Linked DNA regions of Homo sapiens: region 2 is linked to region 1. A link is an interaction called in ENCODE POLR2A ChIA-PET data of the cell type or tissue named here. Cell type or tissue: PC-9. All regions are shown on one strand.

Region 1 (4,000 bases):
CATTCACCCCGATGTTCTCCATAAATGTACTTTACCTCTGGAAAACAATGACAGGGGAAGGGAGACAGGGAGGGAACTGATGAGAAATATAATACTGTTTTGTCCCACTGCATCACTAAAGTCAACATTTATGTTGAACTTCATAGAACTAAAGGCAGGCAAGTGATGTGCCTATTAAAAGGAAGCTAAAAGCTCACCAAGAAAACCTGTTCTAGAAATGTTTATTATGTTCAAAAGAATCCAGCTGTTAGGAGCCAGGGTCCACTAGACATGCTGAACAATGAACTCCTTTAGCAGAGACTTCCCATTTGGGAAGCCCCAGTGGCAGTAAACAGCTCATCAACAGGCCCCTTCGGCTGGCAGTTTCCAAAAGGGCAGCTGTTGAGCCAGCATAGGTTCCTGTATTGCTACACAAAGGATATTTCTCTAAAATCGTTCTCACCCTGGAGGTGGCTCTGACAGCCTAAACACAATCTTACTATGTTAGTTCTAGTGTGTGTCTTCCAGGAGCTAATCCATAAAATCCTCTTGCCCAGTTCCAAGACCACTGAATAAATAAAAGAAAACAAGCAGGGTAATCAGCTCTGTCGCCTCTTTGTCATATACCCTCCACTACACTTCAGTGCTCAGAACCTGACATAGCCCAAGCCTGGACAGCTCAGAACAATTCAGCCCTTGGGAGGGCGTCGGGTTAGGTGTGTCCCTACGGGAATGGGCTGGCACACCTCACAGTCATCCTTACAGAAGAAGACCAGATAACCATGCTGCCCAACATTTTTGAATCCCATCAAGATGTCTGTTGTAACACTCCGAATGAGCTGCTTCAGAATCACAGGGAGGGCTGCTCAGAGGGAAGAAAACTTAGCAACCACAGCCAATCGGCTCCAGGTTGAGGCACACTGATTGATCATTTCCTCCCTGCTTTTCAGGACGGGAAACAACATCACAGCAGAGAAGAATGCTTGAAGGCCAGACGCTTGGCCTCCTCAGGCAGGAAGATCCCATCTAGCTCCTTGGCTCTGGGACTATGTGTGGGTCACATCAATTACTCTTGGCAGTAGCTTTCCCTGTCACTATCATAAAGTAAGTATCACCACTAGCTTATATGGTATCCATCTCAAAGGAAAAAACCATTGCAGCCCCCAGACATTACATCACTCCTTTGCGGGTAGGGGTTGCTCCCCACATGGCTCAGAAGCTCTAATTTACAGGCATTAGAAAACCAAAGCACCAGTAATTTGCCCTGGTTTAAAACTAAGAACAAGGTTCAAACCTGCTGGCTCAACTTCCAATCCAACTGATTAAGTGGCACAATAGAGAGGTGTCACTCAAATGCTTCCCTGGAATATCTGCAAAGCCATCTATTCTTTTCTTTTTTCAGCAGCAAGATTTATTGTGAAGAACGAAAGAACAAAGCTTCCACAGCATGGAAGGGGACCCAAGTGGGTTGCCCTAGGCCATCTATTCTTGAAGTCATGCATGGCCCCAGAGCCCATGCATTGCTGACTAGGAGCTCCTAGCTACAATACAATCACCACCACCCACCCATGCCACCACATACAGGATCTAAATTAAAAACTCACTAAATTACTAATAAGGTTCTTCAGTACCAAAAAGCAGCCATGGGTCAATCAAATAACTGAAGAGCTTTTGGAGCACAAGGACCAATAGTGTGACTAAGTTTTTATTCTCAGGCACCTGGACTGGGGGGTGGGGGTGTGTCTCCCAAATGTCTGTTAAATAGAAATGTCAAAATTTATCAGAAGTCTTTTTTGAAGTCGTAACATCTTAGCTCACTGCAGCCTCGAACTCCTGGACTCAAGCCATCAGTCCTTGAATTTTAGCTGGGCACACAGACTGCATTTTTCAGCCACCTTTGCAGTTCCTCATGACTATGCAACTGTTCCCTCTTTTGACATTCCTTCCTGTTGACTCAAATGAAGACCTGATAGCTGAAGCTCAAGCAGCCACCTTGCAGCACTGCTATCATTCTAACTAAGGATGGGAGAGCAGCTAAATAAAAGCCCAAGATTCAAATAATTAGAGCTGAGAGCCATTAAGAGTGAGTGCTTCACACCCGTAATCCCAGCACTTTGAGAGGCCGAGTCAGGCAGATCACGAGGTCAAGAGATCAAGACCATCCTGGCCAACATGGTGAAACCCGGTCTCTACTAAAAATACAAAAAATTAGCTGGGTGTGGTGGCACGCGCCTGTAGTCCCAGCTACTTGGGAGGCCGAGGCAGGAGGATCGCTTGAACCCGGGAGGCAGAGGTTACAGTGAGCTGAGATCATGCCACTGCACTCCAGCCTCGTGACAGAGCGAGACTGTGTCTCAAAAAAAAACAAAAGAGTGAGTGTTAAGGTCTGAATGTGTCCCCCCAAAATTCACACGCTGAAATGCTGAAACTTAACTGCTGATGTGATTGTACTAGAAGGTAGGCCTATAGGAGGTGATGAGGGCCCTTATGAAAGGGCTTGAGGGAGTGGATTCATTCTCTTCTGCTCTTCTGCCATGAGAGGACACTGCATTAGTCCCCTCTAGAGGATTCAGCAACCAGTTGCATCCTTGGAAGCAGACAGCGGCCCTCACCAGACACCAACCCTGCCAGTACCTTGATGTTGAACTTCCCAGCCTCTGGAATTGTGAGAAATAAATTTCTGTTCTTCATGAATCACACAGTGTCAGGTATTTTGTTACAGCAGCACAAACATTCTGAAATAATGAGGTACACTATCTTTAAACCCTGTTTTAGAGGTTTTCTGTCACTTTCAACAGAAGTGATACTAATACTGAGGTCAACACTCACATAACCAGCACACCTTAGTATATGGCTCTTGGTAGAAACGTTCTCTTGAAAGCTGAGGAAATCCTTTGTCCTGGTCCAACAGGCTGCCTTAATTATCACAGGAACCACAAGTAACTTATCAGCCAAGTCATTTCCATGTGAGTTTTAAAGGGTAGGGTGATGAACATACACCTGAACCAGTGTCCCCAGACCACTGCTCTGTCACCTGCCGACCTCCAGATATTTACCCAGAGGTGTTTCTTCCCCCTTTCGGCACCTGTTTGTGCCACAGACCAAGCTCTCCGTAGAGAAAGTAGTACCCAGGAGAGGGAAACCCACAAGGCTATTAACAGTAGAAGATGAAAGATTCCCCACAACAGAAGCTCCCAGTTTTAATTCCTGATCCATCTGTTGGTGCCGCAAAGGTAGTCCAGCCTAGAAAGATGCAGATGTTAGACTGCGTCTGAGAGATCTTCTGGCTGATCAACAGTCACCAACATAAACAAGTTCCTAGGACTTTTCCCTGAAGTGCCAATCTCATTAAGCTCTATTACTAGAAAAGACATTTGAAAAATTCACTTCTGGGTTTATGTAATTACATGTTTGGCTCTGCTCTTTAGACTCACCAGCACTTGGAAATTAAGTGGTTCAAAATTAACTGAGTGATGATAATAATAGCTAACACACAGAACATGCTATATGTCAGGAACTATTCTAAAAGCTTTACATATACTTGGTTATATTTAATCCTCAAATCAACTCTATGAAGTGGGTATTCTTATTACCCCTATTTTACTTTACATAAGAAGAAACTGAGTCAGAGAAGCAGATTAAGTGACTCGGACCAAAGTCAAACGTCTGAAAAACAGTTGAGCCTGTCTTCAAAGTCAGATGGGCTGGCTTCAAGATGCATGCTCTTCGCCACCACACAGTAGAGTAAGCAGTAGAGTAAGAATCAACATTTCTACCCTCATGCCAAGTAACAAACTTACAGTGAAATTGATCAAGATAGAAAACAAACAAACAAACAAAAAAAAACCCTGAGTAAGTACATATGAGGACAGGGGAGAATATAGTACAAATACTCTGACTATAACCATGTAAAAGATATAGGTAAACATGACAGAGAAAATCTGGAAGGCAAACTGGCCAAAAATGAGAACTATGGTTCTTCTACATCATCTCTTTTTTTTTTTTTTTTTTTTTTTTAAGT
Region 2 (4,000 bases), 1.3 Mb before region 1:
CTTATGGGACTGCCATTGTATACTGGTCCATAGACTGAGAAGTCATTATGCGGTACGTGATTGTACAGCTGACCCTCGAACAAAATGGGTATGAACTGTGTGGGTCCACTTAAATCAGGTTTTTTCAATCACATGCAAATTAAAAATACAGAATTCACGGGATGCAAACAGCTCATAGTCACAGGGGCTCTGAGGCCCAGGGGCCAGGCACACTTTTCACATACTCGGGTTCCACAGGGCCTGCTGCAGGACTGAGGCATGTGCAGATTTTGATATTGGTGTGTGTGTGTTGGGGGAGGAGGGCACACGAGTAGGGAATCCTGGAACCAATCCCCTTGTGGTATGCCCCTGTGTATAATGAGGGATGTCTGAGATGTCTGCATAGTGTTCCCTTTGCTCAGAACATTTTCAATTCCACTTCTCACTCCCAGTTCTTGAACTGATTAATTCCTATTCATCTTTCACATCTCATTGTAAACATGATATCCTCAGAGAGCCCCTTCCCAAATCCTCTTGTCCAGATTAGCAGTCCCCACCTTATGCTCCTGGGGTACTTCAAATCTCTCGTATTCTACTCATTAAACTACAACCAGTATTATTTAACATATGATTTCCCCAACTGACCAATATACATTTTGAGAGGGCAGAGATGTTATCTTATTCATTACTCTACCACCAGTGCTCAGTACATTACAAGGAGCAGAAGCTCTATAAATATTTGTTGAATTAAATGAATGCAGAAAGACTGGCCATATTGGTTCATCATAATCTAGTTTTTATTCACACTGAGTACCACAATTATTGATAAGCTTACTACCTTTGTTCATTCGCATTCTAATAGGATGTTTCAAGTTTAAAGTCTAAATCCCATCTTCAGTACTACCTACTGCATACAATTTAGCTCTCCTACTAGGACAGGACCAAGCTTACCATGTTCTATATTTTTAATAAATATTCAGGTACCCAGATGAAAGCCGAACTGATAAAAATATATGTTATATTTACTGGTCTTCACCCAAAAGATGTTTCTGAATAATTCCAGTTTAAAAAGGAAAAAAAAAGTATGAAAACTATTCACCTAGCTCAGCCCATAATTTTATCAATAAGAATCCTATGGGTTGGAAAAATTTAGTGATTTATTCAGGATCAGAAAGCTATTATCGTTAATGCTAAAAGCAGAATAAGGATCCAAGTCTCCTAATTCTCAGTCTGTCTTTCCAGTATAGGGCCTTTCTGGTGCATTAACTGAAAACCATTATTCAAGGTATGCTAAGCAATAAATAATCTTGAAGTGCAACAAGTAATCATTTAATGTTATCAAATCACCTGTAGAGCTTTTTTAAAGTATGGATTTTCAGACCTCTACTGTATTAGAAGTTGGGCCTTCTTATGTTGAAAAAGTTCCATGGGTCACCCCATGGTGACAAAGATTGAGAACCACTAAGTCCATCAACCAAGCATTCATTATTTGTTAAATGTCTAGGCCTACTCTGTCCCTACCAGTATGTTCCTGCACTCAAGGCTCTTAGGACAAGATTTACTTACATAATCAATTAGAGAAGAAAATAGGACTGTGTATAATGAAGTGCTGAATTGGGTAACTGAACACAAATTAAGTGCTAATTTCAGAGAAAGTATGACAGGAGCTCAGATTTGACAGATGGCTATTTGTGGAGATAAAGAAATGGACAGACAGGTCCCTTAAGATAAATAAGGACAAAAGTTTTCAAGTCATGACCAGCAGAAGTCCTAAGGACCCTGTGAAAGTGCCTCAAAAGCTACTGTGGAAAGGAGGAGGAAAATGCTTTTCTTGCTCCAATATCCAATTTTAATCAGAACAGCTCCACTTTTGCCTTTAAAAAAGAACACCAAAGGCTTTTAAAAGTTTGAAATCCCTTATTTTACAAATGCAATTAAAAAAAAAATCCATGGTGAAGTAACTTGTCCTAAAGTTACTAAGCTAATTAGTGACAGAGAAGCCAGGTCTCTGAACCCCCCAGTACCTTTTTTCACTCTACCATACCATACACCATGGCCTTCCAATGGAGGAAAAAGTGTGAGTAAAGGTTCTCACACAACGTCCCAAACACACTGGCTTGACCAAAACACTGGGTACACATTCAGGTCATGTGTCTCAAACTGGGATTGGTGTTGCAAGGATGGTAATGGGAGAAAGGCTCAGGTAAGTCTCAGGATAAATTATAGCCATCCTCCCAAGATAGATCTTCAAATTTTAGGGAAATTTCTTTAAAAATTAAAATCTGATAATATGCTGTATTTGTGGTAGAAATGGACAATAAGGGAACTTCCTTGATGGAATTGTTGAGTCATGCTATTTAAGGAAGTAGTAAAGATAATAATGCATAGGCAAGGGTAGGGGCTAGATAACAGAATGCCCTGAAATCAAGGTAAGTTGTATTTGCTACAATGCAACACCTCCACTGTATAAAGTTTTCAGAAGAGTATTAGGAGTGTCCATTCCTCCTAAGATGCTGGCTGCACCAAAAAATGAACAACCTACAGTCAGGTGCCCCACAGAATCCATCGGCTGCTAAAGCTTCTGCTTCTCTACAGCAGCACAAGTAATAAAATTCCTGATTTTACTCCTGTGCTCATGTAAGAAAAACTATTACAGAGTTACTTTAAAAATGCTTCTGCTATCAATTTGATACTCCCCACAGCATCCCTCTAACACTGGTATTATCACCATCGTATTGTTGAAGGAAATAACCTTAGAAGACAGTGCCAAAGCCAAAATGAGATATCTAGAATTTACAACGTTCAGATTCAATACTCAGTCCACACGCACAGTGGCATGAGCATAAATTTCAACCCTAGTATTAATGTTTATCAAACATTTAATTCACTAAAAAATTTTCAATTTTCACAAGGAATCTACAACCCAATAAGACCCACCCAAACATGTCTCAAATGACATGTCAAAGTGAATTCACTGACTTACTCCCCAAATGGCTCCTTTTCCCAACATCCCTACATCTGCTTATGGTAATGCTCTTTTCTGGATAACCTAAACTCAAAACCTTGATAATCTCTTTGCATCTAATTAGCTGCTAAACTTTAAGGGCTCTGATCATGGCACTGTCCATAACAAAAAAAAATTAAAAAAAAAAAATTCAGTGACTTCCTACTGCCTAGCAAATAAAATCCAAACTCTTACACCAACACAAAGGATTCAGAGCTCTCCACAATAGAGCCCCAAAGTGCCTTAATACACAGCCTAAATAACAACTAAGCTGGAAGTCTTGCTATTACCCACACTTAATGCTTATAAAAACACAGGACCTTGAGAAAGTCACTTAATCTAAGTTTTATTTTACTCGACTATAAAATGGGTATAGTAACGCTTGCCTGAAAGGACTAACTGAGGTAATGAAAATGAGAATGTGGCTATAAATTTTAAAGTACTATAAAAATACAGACATTATCACTGTGCCATGGTTATGGTAATATTATTTATACCTGCCTTGCTCCAGAAAGGATGTAAGGTGGCCCACATAAAACAAGATAAAAAGAGTTTAAAGATGGAAGCAATACAAGAAATACAAAACAAATGCATGGACAAAAAATTGATCTACTAATCAGGCTAAGAAATGCAAACGTAATTGCCTATGCATGTGCTTCTCAGGTTAATAATCTGACCTAAATTTGACCAAATCAAACTGTAGTTTGATTTGAAAAGGAAACTAAGTCAATTAGACAATTCAGTGTCCATAAGACTAAAAACAAATAGTTTCTACTGTAAAGGCCAGGTAAGAATTTCTCCCAAACGTCCTTATTCCATGTAATGTAATTGGACAATATCCTCAACACCTTTATCACGACTTATCTATTTCATAAATTAGACTGGAAGTCTCTTGAGGTCAAGTAATTTTTAAATTATGTTTGTATCTCTAGTAGCACCTACAGTAATTAGTTAATAAACCAAATACCTCTATACACTGGTTTCTATGGATCTAATCTCTCCCTTCCTATTTCAAAC

Evidence for each region. Peaks named below come from ENCODE experiments on the same cell type or tissue, not always from the same donor. Only the 100,000 strongest peaks of a DNase experiment are listed, where the experiment ranks them.
Region 2: POLR2A ChIA-PET joins it to region 1 with 5 read pairs; 2 of 35 experiments call an interaction of 5 or more read pairs at or near these places.

The regions. Positions count from the first base shown.
Region 1 is chr1:165,881,179-165,885,178 of GRCh38, reverse strand. All of the region lies in intron 1 of UCK2 (uridine-cytidine kinase 2), which reads right to left. Among named protein-coding and RNA genes, the nearest start is that of MIR3658, 25 kb to the left of the region's middle. RefSeq lists an enhancer at 2,758-2,857. In PC-9, no CTCF peak of the experiment used is centred here; a DNase peak (open chromatin) is centred at 1,968; H3K27ac peaks cover 1,171 bases.
Region 2 is chr1:167,228,296-167,232,295 of GRCh38, reverse strand. The region is part of intron 1 of POU2F1 (POU class 2 homeobox 1); the gene reads right to left. Among named protein-coding and RNA genes, the nearest start is that of POU2F1, 9.4 kb to the right of the region's middle. In PC-9, no CTCF peak of the experiment used is centred here; a DNase peak (open chromatin) is centred at 2,345; H3K27ac peaks cover 1,972 bases.